Regions from separate parts of the Homo sapiens genome. Here region 2 is linked to region 1. Evidence: chromatin loops called from intact Hi-C (ENCODE). Cell type or tissue: heart right ventricle. All regions are shown on one strand. Links, peaks and the distances in the headings refer to the core of each region. The heading gives the core; the rest is flanking DNA.

Region 1 (7,057 bases), core at 1,268-6,267:
AGTGGTGGTGGTGATGGTGGTTATAGCGGTGGTGATGGTTATAGTAGTGGTGGTGGTGCTAGTGGTTATAGTGGTGATGGTGGTGGTGGTGGTAGTTGTGGTGTGTGATGGTGATGGTGATAATGGTGGTGGTGGTGGTGGTTATAGCAGTGATGGTGGTAATGGTTGTAGTAGTGGTAGTAGTGGTAGTGGTGATGGTTATAGCAGTGGTGGTGGTGACGCTAATAATCATTTTGGAAATGTCAGCTTTGTGGGATTGTTGTTGTTTGAAAAACATCATTTACTTAAGAAGACTAATTTGCACTGTATAAAAAATGCCTTTTAATCTCAAGTTATATATGCAGAGAAGTAGATTCAAACAAGAAATAAAAATATTTAAAGCAACAGACTCAATACTTTAACGTTAAGTGACCTTTACAAATGTTCCTGGCAAAAGCATACTTCCATGGCTTTGGGAATATTATTTTACACAATCTCAGGCAGCAAGCCAGTGCACAAGAACATACCAGGCAAAGTGATTTATCTTTATGTTTTTAGCTCTCAAATATATGCCAATACTTTTGATACTTATAATTTTCTTGCAAAACTTTTTAATAATCTGATTTTACCAAAGAGTCCTTGTGAGAAATTGATGTAACATCATGTGTCAAGTCTCTCTTAGGGCCTCACACATCATAGGTCTCAGCACTCATCCCAGGCTCCTTCTAAAAAACATCAAGAGGGAAAGTCATAGCACCAGAATGCATTTGTGTGCATGTTGAGTAAGAGTCAACAAAATTATAAGAGAACAATGAGTTGCTTTAAACACATTTTTAAATCCTGACTCTATCTGAGGATGTTGCCTGACACAGATTTTATGGGTTGGGTTTGGTTCTCTGGGTTTGAAGCCTGACTTTTGTAACTTTATCTGCATGCCAAGATTCCTGTAAAGCACCTTACACTAGCTGATTAGTGACTCTTTCCCTTTGCTCCAAGTTTATTTTGCCCCAAACCTATTCTATTAATGGTGTTTTGTAGGCTTATAAACACTTAGTAGGAGAATCTCAGAGCATCATTTCTTTGTTCTTCATCTTGACTTTTCAAAATAGTGACCACCCTAACAAAGAACATACAATAAACTGATACAAGAATAAACATTTGAAAATCTTTTTTGAAGGTATAGTTATTTGCAAAGTTTTATATGAATGCTTTTGAATGGACTGAATCCAGGCCAGAGGAGCATTTTGTATGGGTTTACGTAGTACCACAGATTTTATTTTTTAATTGGAAATGTTAAATTTACAACAATTCTTCCTATTAAAATTTTTTAGAGAAAGTAATGTGGGAGCAGAGTGCCTGATGCTGCTTGCTTTGGACAGGGCATTTATGATCCAGTTTGCCACTGATGATGTTTTTTTTGTTTTGTTTTGTTTTTCCCCAGCCTTCGCTCATCCATATTCCCTACCTATCCCTGGTTGGTCCTGTGTTTATGACTCCTGCTATGAACACCTCTTGGCATTGGTGATGAGAACTTGAAGTGTTTCTCAGAATGACTTGAAGATAGCGTTATGTCCAATATCACTCCCCAGGCATTAAGCAGAGAACCAGCCATATGTTCAGTGCCACATTTTACCCCTTAAGGATCTCCAAAATATTCTGTATTATGTGGCTTCATGTTTCTCTTCATAGTTTTATTTCTTCTTTTTCCAATTATCACAGTAAGATGTTTCTGCCTAATTAGAAACCATGCCACAATGTTAACTACCTACTTGCATGAATCTTTTGTGCAATAGAATATAAGTTTGCCTCTCAGCAATAGAATATAAGTTTGATCTTTTCCTATCCCTGAAAATAATGAGTTCAATCAGATGGCTCAGATAAGCCAATTTCCTGGGCTTGGTCACCCTTAATCTTGAACACTCATCTTAAGGTAATTGATTTAGGTTAGCTTCTGGGTTCAGACCAGAGTTTATTTGTATCCTCTCCAGAGAAACTACTGTGTCACAGTTTTTATTTTCTTGGACTATCCTTTAATTCCTTAAGTGAAAGAGGGGCAAGTAGGTGAGCTATTCTAAAAAGGAGGTAGACAACAGTAAAGGATGTCTTAATGAGAGAAACCAGAGGAATAGGACTGATGTGGTATTAACTTGGCAAAAGACCAGGATTGGAAACCTTCTAAGTAAACTCTATTCTTCATACCTCTCTTTCCCAGATATTTAAGTTTAGTATTCTATTCTTAAATAATAGCCCCAAATCACTCAGACAGATGGTCACTCAGAGACCTACCTACTATGCCTTACTAGTATCAGCACTGACAGCAGTAGCTGCTCATCCCTGGTGTTCTCTGTAAGCCAGGCATGGAACTGATTACTCTACATACATTATCTCATCGAACCTGCATGAAACCCTACAGGGTAAGCATTGGTAGGTCCATTTTACATATGAGGAAACTGAGGCTTGAAGATGTTAAATAGTTGTCCAAAGTCACACATCTATTAGGTGGCCAAGCCAAGGCACCTGGTCAATATTTGTTACTAGGGTGTCATTTTACACTTTGCTCTAGTCTGAACGTTTGTATCCCCCCAAATTCCTATGTTGACATCCTAACCTCCAAGGCGATAGTATTAGGAGGCGGGCCTTTGGGAGGTGATTAGGCCATTAGGTTACAAGGGCATCATCCTCATGAATAGAATCAGGGCTATTATTAGAGGCCCCAGAGAGGTCCCTTGTCCCTTCTACCTCGTGAGGCTAAAGTGAGAAAGCAGGCCCTCACCAGACACCAGATCATCTGGTGCCTCGATCTTGAACTTCCAGCCTCCGGGCTGTGAGACACAAATGCCTGCTGTTTACAAGCCACCCAGTCTAGGATATTTTTGTTATAGCAGCCTGAATGGACTAAGAGACACATTTTTAAAAAGAGAATGAAATGTTAGCATTAAAAAAAAAACAGGATAGATAATAAAGGATGAATCATTTAGAATAGGTTGCAGTCTGCTTAGGTGTGTCTGAGTCCATGAAAGATGGTGATCCATGCATAAAGGGTGCATTCCTGGGTCAGAGGGTATGTTCAACAGAAGGCTGCAATAGCTGATGTCCATGTCAACTACAGCAGCTGAGAACACATCCAAGGAAGGAATACACTTTCAATTCCATAATTGACTTTTTCTGATTGACCCAGCGAATCAAATTGCTACCATTTCAAAGGAGAACTTTTCCTTTTTCTATTTCTTTAAGCATCAGCCTGTTAGTTTGAGTGTTATCTCCTAGCCTATTCTGAATTTCAACAGTATTATCCATTTTTTTTAAAAAAAAGTCTTAGAGCTTCATGTTTTAAACTTGTAAAGAGTACTTTGAGGATCTTTATTTTCTTCTTTCTGTTAATTATTATTATTTAACTAATTTATTTTTTATTCACATATTTTCCTCTGGCCAAGATCCAGAGATTCTTTAAAGAATTTTTTATTAGAAGCTTCTAGCCATAAGAACTAGAGTAAAATAAATTATCACTTTCATAAATTTATCATCAAAGAATGAAAACAAAAATGTAAAGAAGGGATGGAGAATGTGTTTTATGACAATAACGTAACACGCTTCTAATATTTGGCTATAAAACTGATTGTAAACATATTTTAGAACCAGAAACATATGGAATTACATGATTATAGGACAGAAAAATTCACAGTGGTTGACTTATAATATCATGTGGCATAAAAATGTTCATTGCTAAGAATGGAGAGAAGAAGCCAAGTATGGAATGAAATTGGAAGAGGAACCTCCTCTCAATTTAGTTTTGGCAGGACGAGGAGCCCCATATGTGCCAAGTTTTAACTGAAAGCTAATTATAATGGTCACATTACGAATTGTGCAGAAAGAGGAAGGTTGTTGACTTGGCACCTTAGATACATAGGTAACTAGATTTTTTTTTAAAAAAAAAGCAGTGTAAGCATTCCTTTTTGGTAAAGAGCATCTCATTAAACTGTTAGCTACAGAACGTTTAAGCCTGCCATCTTTAACTGGTATTAAGAAGTTTAAGAAATTACAAATGAAGTATTTTAAAGAAAAAGAAAGTTAAAACAGAAATAATGTGCCATACTCGATAATTGCAATAGATGGAATGAATTTATTCGTTTTTACTTCTGTGATGGTTTATTCTCTTGCTTAAAATATATTATTTAAATGGATGACAGCAAAATATTTTGGTGTCTCTGATACAATGGAAAACACCTGATAAAGACACAATGACTTCTGTGGCTTCAAATGCATCCAGGGCTGCAGAGATATCCCCTGTTTCGTTTGAAGAGGGCGCTCTTGTAAAGAAAATATCCTTGCCTAGGCCCTGCTGAGAAACTGGCCCAGCTCCCTGAAGTCAGCGTCACCATGGAGATCTTATTCCAGTGAGGGGGAATGGATTCCACGGTCCTGCTTTGGAAATGTGTAAACAGCAGATGCTTTTATTGCCTTTGTTTGAATCTCTGCCCTTGCAGAGCAACACAGGCCGGAAGCTCAGAGGAGAGGAAGTCCATATTTGTCTGTAGCGTTTTGTTTCCTCGTAAGCAGCTTAGTCTCTTGGGACGACTGTGCGTAATGACAAGTTAATGGAAAAGATATGAATTCAGATTTCACATAAAGAGAGTCAGAAAAAGGAATATGTCTTCCTTGAGCCAAAGGAATAATTCGAACTTCCTTCTTTTAAAAAGGGGGGTTTATTAGACACCGTTTTTATTATATACTATTAATATACAATATATGTGGTAACTATTGATCATAATGATTTTATCAGCTGAAATTTATAATATGCAAATGTGAGGGTGCATGATAGACTCATTTTCCTACAGCTTGGTAGTTAACAGCCTGCATTTGGGTTCTAAGTGACCTCCGTTCAAATTCCTACTGATTTTCTGTTTAACCTGGCTGGATTTTTCATCTGTAAAATGGGGATACTAATACCAATAAATTATTGTCAAATAGAGTTTGTCTCTTTCAGAGTTGAAAGGATTCAGTGTTATCATGTATATTGAAGATGAAATGTAGTAATGTATACAGAACTATTCCTGTTGGTACATCACACCAAAAAGAGTATTTTCATATTTATTTTATCTTTATCATATAATTACTGTGATAAAGCATATTAGAACCAATGCAGTAACTGATAAGCAAGAGAATTTAAGTCACTCATCCAAGTTCATGCAACAGTTATAGGCCAATATGGGCTCAGAACCCAGGTATCCTGACCCTCGTTCAAGGACTTTTCCCAGCACATCTGGCAATTATAATCACCCATGTTTTTTGAGGTATTGTGGGTATGGCATAATGCTAAGCACCATCACATAGAGTCTCATGCAATAAATGGACTGTTTTTCATTGGAGTTAAAAAAAATTCAACATTGGAGTTAGATTTCCGTATAATAACCAAAGCACTAAGTAAAAACTGAAAATTAGTCAACAGAATATTAAGTGTCATGTACTATAAACAGATTACCTGGCTTATGAATTGCATATATTACACATACAGTATCTTTTGCAGTGGAGATATTTCAACAGAGAGCAGTTTTCTCAGAGGAATAAAAATCTCTGGTTGTCACGAAACTAGAAGTTGGTGACAGATCTCAAGAGGCCCTGAGTTAAGACAGTGGTCCTTAGCACATTTGTTATATCAGGTGAATATGCTTACAAATGACTTTTCGCAGCATCATTCTGTGGAAGCCTAATGGAAGTCAGTGGTATAAACCGTGTCCCACCTTTGTGTTAGCAGCTTCTACCAGCTTTCCACCCATTCTCTGATGCTAATTCAAAGTGTGTCTTTCTTTCATCAAAGTAATGATACTGATAGAATCCTTATTCCCAAAGCAAGAATAGGCACGCGTTTGCTACATTTTCTTCAAATCAACTTAGAAAAGAAGCATGTTGGTATAAAACTTAGGAGGTACATACTGTGTGTTTGCTTTTTTAAACATTTTTTCCATTTATATTACGTATGCACTCGATTTATACTTATTTAGAAGTAAAAATACATTTGGGCTAATAAAAAAAGCTAAACTTTATTGAGGACTTATTCTCTTTGGATTCATCGTCTTAACTCATCTTGAAACAACTGATATGATAAACCGAGACACAAAGAGATTAACATCCAAGTGGAAGTGCTGGGTTAACTCAGAAGCTGGGCTCTGTTGATAGTGCTGTGCTCTTAGGGAACAGCTTAAGCAGACATCTCCATGGTGCCAAAAGAAATGGCACCTAACGCGAGACACTGCCTTTGCTCTGACTGAAGCTAGGATCTACAGAAACAGGACTCATTTCAAGATAGCTGATGGAGGTTTCCTGATTTGCGCAAGTCAGTGATGGTGGCAGAGCAAGAGCTGGAGTGATATCACCTGTCTCCAGCTTTTGACAAAACCACTAGAAGGTAATGTAAGTCACTCTCGGCTGAATTACTGATTTGCAACAGGAATTATTTGGATCATAAGTCTGTAAACATATACTAGAAAAGAAGAGGTGATGGATAAGGGCAGCCATATTCTCAAGACCTAGCCCAGTGACTGGCAAATAATGGGCACTCAGTAAACACGTATTGATCAATGGGTAGAGGTTCAGAGCAGGGATGAGTCACTTTGGATTAGAGTGGATAGAGAAGGTAGGGCTTGAATCTGCAACTGAGCAATAGGCTATAGGAGGGATTCGAACAGGCAAAGAGTAAGAAAGGATACTAGATAGAAAAAACAAACACATAGGAAAGAACAAGCCCTTTTTCAAGAAAAACAGGTAAAGCAGATAAATTGAAACATTTTTCAGGTTAGGACATAGTTCTTCCATCCGTCCATCTATCCATATCATCCATCCATCCATCCATCCATCCATCCATCCATCCATCCATCCATGCATCCATCCATTAATCCATCCATCGTCCATCCATCCAACAAATGCTTATTTAAGTATCAGGCACCATGTCCCAACTAAAAAAACCGGAAGCTTGAAAGGTAGGTTGGGGTCAGATTTTGAGGCATCTGGAATGCCAAGCTCAGAAAGATGAACTTTAACTTGAGGATAGTAAGCCATGGATGGCTTTCTGAGCCATGGAGAG
Region 2 (7,057 bases), core at 1,127-6,126, 740 kb after region 1:
CATAAACTAATCAAAACTCATTAAAATGTATGCTCAAAATGAGTGTTTTTTATTGAGTTTGAACAATATAAACAAATAGTTTCAGTGAAGTTTATCTGAAAACTTCAGGAAAATAGAAACATACAAAATATTCAATTCCTAAGAATAAATCAATTTAGAAACATCTAAGACTTCCACATAGAAAACTAAAAATCATTACTAAAAAAAATAAGAACACCTAAGGAAATGGTAGGAATATATGATAATCACAGTTTGTTAGTCACAGATTGAAAGAGACCTATATAGCCCCACTTGCAATAGATCCAAATACTCCATTACTTATGAAAACCCCAGCAAGTTGTTTTTAAAATGGATACTGACAAACTAATTCTAAATATAAATGTAAATGCAAAGCATCAAGAATACCTCAGACTTTCTTGAGGAAAAATAACAGGGTGAGAAGATCTTACTCAACTCAATATTTATTAAACCTAAGGCTAATTAAGATGGTATGACTTAAAGACAGACAAAGAGATGAGGCAGAGCTGCTTGCTGAACCATAATCAAGTGTATATGAAAAACTAATTTGTGACAAAAGTGACAGAACACAGGGAAAAGAAGTGTCTTTCAAATAAATGGTGCTGGGTCATCTTCGTATACCTATTACTCCTACCTCATTTTAGTCACAAAAAATTCTAAATGGATTACACATCTAAATATAAAAAGCAAAGAATAAAGCAGCCAGAAGGCAAGACAGGGAAAATGTAGACAAAGCATTTACAACACCAAAAGCACTTATAAACCAAAAAATTATAAAGTGAATTTAATTAAAATTTACAACTTCTGTTGATCAAAATAGACCATATTGATAATGATAAGAAAAGCCAGAAAATGGAAGAAGATATATGTATGGCATATAATCTACAAAGGGCTCATTTTCAAAAAATTAATTAGAAAAAGACAAAAAAAAGCCCACAATTTAAAAAAATGGACTAGAGACTTCAACAGGCAAATCAAAAGAAGAAAACAAAAGACCAATGTATTTAAAAAGTATTCAACCTCATTTATTATCAGGAGAATGCAAACTAAAAATACAATGGAATGCCACTATACTTCTGCCAAAATGGCTAAAATGACAGAGACTAAATACTAAGTCCTATCAAAGATATGAAGCAACAAGACCTCTCATAATCAGCTGCTGAGTTAGTAAACTAGTACAACCACTTTTGCAAACCATTTTGCATTATCTAGTAAAACTGAACATATACAAACACTACGAATCAGCAATTACACTCCAAATTATCTAACAAATATGCATATTAATGTGCAGTACACACATGTAATAGTAGTATACTCATAGTAATTATAAGTGGCCTTATCTATATAGCAGTATTATTTGTAATAACTAAGAAATGGAAAATTCCAAATGCCCATCATCAGTAAAATGAATTAATAAATTATGGTATAGACACATAAATAAATAAAAGGAGAATAAATGAATAAACTCGTTATATGCAACAATAGTAGATGAATCTCATAAAAATAATGTTGAACAAAAGAAGCCAGAGACAAAGAAATACATAGGATGTACTTACATTTACATAAAATTCAAAAAGGACAAAACTAGCTTAGTATTAAAAGTCAGGGTAAGGAATTGGAAGAAAAGCAAGAACAGTGACTGGGAAAAAAGTGCAAAGTAGGCGTTCCTGGTGTACAGTCTATTTGTTGACTTTGTTGATGATGAGTGTGTTCATTCTTTCAATAAGCTTTTATATTCTATATTTGTGTTATACTTCTATAAAAACTGTGAATACATACGTGTGTGTGTGTGTGTGTGTGTGTGTACACGTATACACAATCTTACTCCAAGAATGAGGGCCAGTCTCTTCTAGGAATGGTCTTTAATCATGACAGATAAGGTAATGTTTGCTTATTCAAGTTCCAATGATGTTATATATAACATTGTAGATTTATTTTGAAAGTTACTTAGTTTGTTTGTTTATTTGTTTATTTATTTATTTATTTGAGATGCAGTCTCACTCTGTCAACCCAGGCTGGAGTGCAGTGGTGTGATCTAGGCTCACTGCAACCTCTGCCTCCCGGGTTCAAGTGATTCTCCTGCCCTAGCCTCCCTCCCGAGTGGCTGGGATTACAGGCGTGCACCACCACACCCTGCTAAGTTTTGTATTTTTAGTAAAGACAAGGTTTCACCATGTTTTCCAGGCTGGTCTCCAACTTCTGGCCTCAAGTGATCTGCCCTCCTCGGCCTTCCAAAGTGCTGGGATTACAGGCGTGAGCCACCACACCTAGCCTGAAAGTTTATATTTTAAACTTTTTATCACCCCCCAAAGATGCCCAATTTTATCATGTTACCATTTGTACATGTTTTAACCTTTACCGGAAATAGTAACATGCACTAAATGACAGTGAATTACTATACACTATACGACAGTGAACATTTTAAAATCACTGAAGATCTCTGCTTAGATCGAAATATATCATAGATTTTTACATAATAACTAGCCAAAAATATCAGAATTGTGAAATGTAATCACAAAATAATTAACCTTCATTCTCAAGAACTCTTTCTATATTTTTGTATTTTTGTGTACTGTTTCACTACATTTAAAAAGAGTTAAAATGAATAAAAAGTAGTCATGCATACCTCATATTTTCAGCTGAATCTTCTGGCATTGGAGCAACAGTTTGTACAGCTGGAAGGTTTTTGCTAGTAGCACCATTCACAAAACTAGAAGAGGAGGAAGAGGAGGAGGACCCTGAATCCACGGCACCTGTTCCCAAAATAATAATTTTTAGCCTTAAACATAAATTTATTTAAAAAAATTTTAATTACACCATTACTATCTGATTTTGAAAGAATTACTCATCAGATTTTCAAAACCGAATTTGACAATTAATCATTTGGCCATTAGTAAGTATGCTAATGAACATAATTTTATATAACAGATGTTGCATTGAAATCTAATTGATTTACTTACATTAATCTAACAAAACTACATACTACAAATGGGGTATAAATAAAAAACATCAAGAAATGAAAAAATTTTTCGATAAAATGATGCTGATAAAACAATGCAAACTTAGGGGTGAAAAACTTATCTTTTTATAGCTACATTGTAATATTTTTGGTTTTCATCATTTAAGACATAGTTTGGAGTGAACTATCTGAGCGTAAATTTGTGGCACTGAAGCATCTAATGCTCCTTTTGATAAGATCACTGCTTAAGAAGGGCTATAATGAGTTACATTAGTACCTGGTCTTAAAATAATGAGTCTTCCCTCAATGATATAAAGATGCCATTTTAGTAAAGATTTTTCTATCATATGCCACGTAAGTATATTAAGTAGCTGTGGAGTTGAGGGACATCTAGTGTTCCTAAATATTATTATCTTATACTAATTCCCATAAAACTGAATTGCTTACTGGGATTTCCACTATAACATTTTATAGCACCTATGTGCCAATATTTGAAATGAACAGTATGCCCAGTCTTTAGCTGTTGGCTCACAATTTATACACACACACATACACACACACACACACACTTTTAAGAAGTTTATCACTTACATTTTTCTCATTATAATATTATATACTTTATATTATCATCAAAACTCTTGCTACCATCACTTTCCATATTATTAATTCTTAAAATAGAAATTAAAAAGAAAACATCATGACTTGTCTCATATAAAAATAAAAAAGGTGATTTCATTTTGCATTTGCCTAACTCCTAACAAGAATAAGGACTTTATTCATATTTTTAAAACCTTTACACTTTTAACGTATATACTTTAGTAAAAGAAAAACAGTTTTACTCCTATTTCTAGAAAGCTGAATGAGTATAAAGAATGAAACTCTAATACTGGAAAGACTTTAAAGTCTTCAGACAAGCCAGATAGAAATATCTATTTATAATACAGGTAAACAATAGATGGTCTATTCTTTGACACAATGCCATTAATGACATTCATTTGCCAATATAAATATTCTTAATAGAGTACATTCTACTTACTACAACCCCATAAATGTGTTGTTCATGATATGTCAGACTCAGGTGGTATGATAAACAAGATAGATACAGAAAGCACAAAAAAGAGCTATGAAATTAATAAAAATGGGAAGAATCTAAGTAATGATAATAAATGGAAAAGTTCAAGGCTATACAGTTTGGAGAAGAGAAGACTACTATAGTCAGGGAAGAAAAGTCAGGGATCATCTTGCGCTGTATAAATACCTAAAATGGAATCACAAAGATTTGGGTAAGGATTTATTTAGCTAATAATCAACAGGAACATTTCTGGAAATTTACAAAAAAAAAAGGTTATTTTAGGCAGACTTTTAATATTTGTAATTGATTTGAAATTTTTTGTTCCTAGATTCATTAGGAATTTGTTGGGCAATGAATTGGATCAAGTTATAATCTATGTATATGAATTAATTCAACGTCAAACAATGGTTCTTATTCACATGCACTTTTTATCAAGTTGAGGCGCTTGCATATCGTCAAGGTTCTTAGGGGAGCTCTGCCTCCCTTAGGGGATTTAGCAAAGAATATATATTAGAACTCAACCAATCATGTCCCCAAATCTACTTTCTGTCACTAACATTTTTAGTACATCTTGATATTCTTGATACATTTTACTGATTTTTACATATCAAACTTCAGTGTTCAAATTATCCTTTGCTTCTGCTCCCCAAATATCTTTCAGTAATCTGATTTCACTCTGAAAATAAACAGCACTGTTTTGAGAAGACTCAAAACCAATACTGTCCTCTAAAATGACCACTAAAAAATGCACTCTACAACTACAGACAAATTCTAAAAGTCATAACATAAAATATAACCTTCTTAAAAATTAAGATAATCTTAAATGATTAGGGTATTTTAATTTTTAAGATCAAATAAGCAGAAAAATGATACAGAAAACATAAAAAGATGAGTATCACAAAAATATGTAAGTACAATACCTGTTGTATTAATCATACTTTTTGGTGTAGCTCCAGTAGCAGCAAATATATTAGAGGTACTGCCTGTTGGCAGCCCACTTCCAGCAGTAGTGGCTCCCACAGTGGTTACAGCTAAACTACCTGGAGGTGGTTTCTTTACAGGCACCACAACACTCCTGCAAAGAAATGAAGGATTGAAAATAACAAACATGAGGTTGAAGATGAATTATAATCCTGCTGCAACAGATATACATAGTCAACATCGAATTTCTCCCTCTCTTCTTTTAATTAAAAAAAAATTTTAAACTCCTTAGTCCAGCTTTGTCAGTGGAAAGGATATGGACATTAAGGATATATTATAAAGTGTGTTGCCTAATTGATTTGGCCAACATTTTTGAAGACTTAGGAGTCTGCAAACCTTTCTTAAGATGGCAAATGGACTGTGATCATAAATCTGGGAATATTAAGAAATTTGTGCTAAAGTTAGGAGATTTTGCCTTTGCACATAGAATTTTTGGCAAAATATACATAAAAAATGTCCATCTTACCCATATCACATTCTCCATGTTTAAAATATTCATAAATATGTAAAAACATAAAACATTTGAATGCCAAATTCTTTTTTTGTTTTTTGATTTTTTGTTTGTTTGTTTTTTTGAGACAGAATTTCACTCGGTCACCCAGGCAGAGCACAGTGGTGCCATCTCGGCTCACTACAATCTCTGCCTCCTGGGTTCAAGTGATTCTCCCGTGTCAGCCTCCCAAGTAGCTGGGATTACAGCTACGTGCCACCACACTCAGGTAATTTTTGTATTTTTAGTAGAGACGGGGTTTCACTATGTTGGTCAGGCTGGTCTCAAACTCCTGACCTCAGGTGATCCATCCACTTGGCCTCCCAAAGTGCTGGGATTACAGGCGTGAGCCACCGTGCCCAGACTTTAAATGCCAAATTCTAAAGCTTCTTCATAGTAAAGCTGAAAATTAAACCAAGGAATAATAAATAAACTTCTAAGAGCACAATAAAGTTATGCTTTATTTTTCTGAACAAAATTGAGTTGCTTTTATAGTAGGAATATTATTAGAATGAAAGAGAACAGAGATGATAGAGAGACATTTGGTTAGAAGTTTATTTCACTTTTGAGCCTTGGTTTCTTTAACAGAGGAGTTCAACATTTCCCCAGGTTTCTTTAGCGTATTTTAAATGTATTTCATTTAAAAATTTCTGAATTTGACATTGTGTTAAGGTTAAATGACAAATAAATATGGATATTAGTCAGTTTTTAAAAATGTATAAAGAAACTACTTCTCTAACTTAATAAATATCTAAATTTTCTTGCAGTAAAGGTTCATTCTTCTCAAAGTTTATAGCACTGCAAACTTCATTTAGCAAATATCTTCCAAACCTTACTCAACCATCACAGAATTTATTCATCTACAAATAGATTTATGATCTATTTTAATCAAATGTAATGCTTGGAAACTGGTAACTGACAGTACTAAAATATCCAACTTGATTTACATCTTTTTAATGCATCTCTATTTCATACTTACTCAATGAAAAAAATCTACCTAAAGAAAACTACATCAATGGTCCTTTCTCAAATAAGTTTGTTGCTTAAACTTCCTTAATATCAACACTTTTTTTTCCACAAATAAGTGGTTTTGTTAATATCTTCAGTGACTTCTTTAATGTTAATAATCTATATTTGTAATAATTATTATTCTTAATTTTAGAAATACTTAAAACATTTTGTATAATACCTTAATATAATTAAGGTATTATAATCTTAAATAGTTTTACTCATGCCAAAAAATTTCTTCACTATCTCCTTCTAGGTACTTTCTTCTTTTCTCTTTAAGCATGTTGGTGTCAAATTCTTTAGACTCAACCTTTAATTCTCAACTATCTATCTAATTACCTAAAGCACACATTATGCCTTCATTCCCTATATTGGCAAGTCCTCATCTAATGCCTTCGTTTATTTCATTGAGAGGTAGTGTGACATTGCAGAAAAGAATATAAGATGTGGACTATATTTCAAAACTAAGGCTTGAAAACTGGACCACTCTCAAACTGTATGATCTTACATTTTTTTGAGTGTAAAATCG

Evidence for each region. A loop is a pair of places that touch in the nucleus more often than their neighbours do. Peaks named below come from ENCODE experiments on the same cell type or tissue, not always from the same donor. Only the 100,000 strongest peaks of a DNase experiment are listed, where the experiment ranks them.
Region 2: a loop joins it to region 1, with 4 times the contacts of the local background. A loop is called at or near these places in 6 of 110 quality-filtered maps.

Annotation. Positions count from the first base shown.
Region 1 is chr13:35,951,068-35,958,124 of GRCh38, reverse strand. All of the region lies in intron 3 of DCLK1 (doublecortin like kinase 1), which reads left to right. Among named protein-coding and RNA genes, the nearest start is that of DCLK1, 180 kb to the left of the region's middle. RefSeq lists enhancers at 4,209-4,318, 4,349-4,478. In heart right ventricle, for the core only: CTCF peaks have their summits at 4,072 and 4,276; a DNase peak (open chromatin) is centred at 4,354; H3K4me3 peaks cover 529 bases; H3K27ac peaks cover 1,204 bases.
Region 2 is chr13:35,206,767-35,213,823 of GRCh38, reverse strand. It overlaps NBEA (neurobeachin), which reads right to left. Exons shown (of 59, transcript NM_001385012.1): 32 at 4,970-5,124; 33 at 2,645-2,771. Among named protein-coding and RNA genes, the nearest start is that of MAB21L1, 270 kb to the left of the region's middle. In heart right ventricle, for the core only: a CTCF peak has its summit at 3,361; no DNase peak of the experiment used is centred there.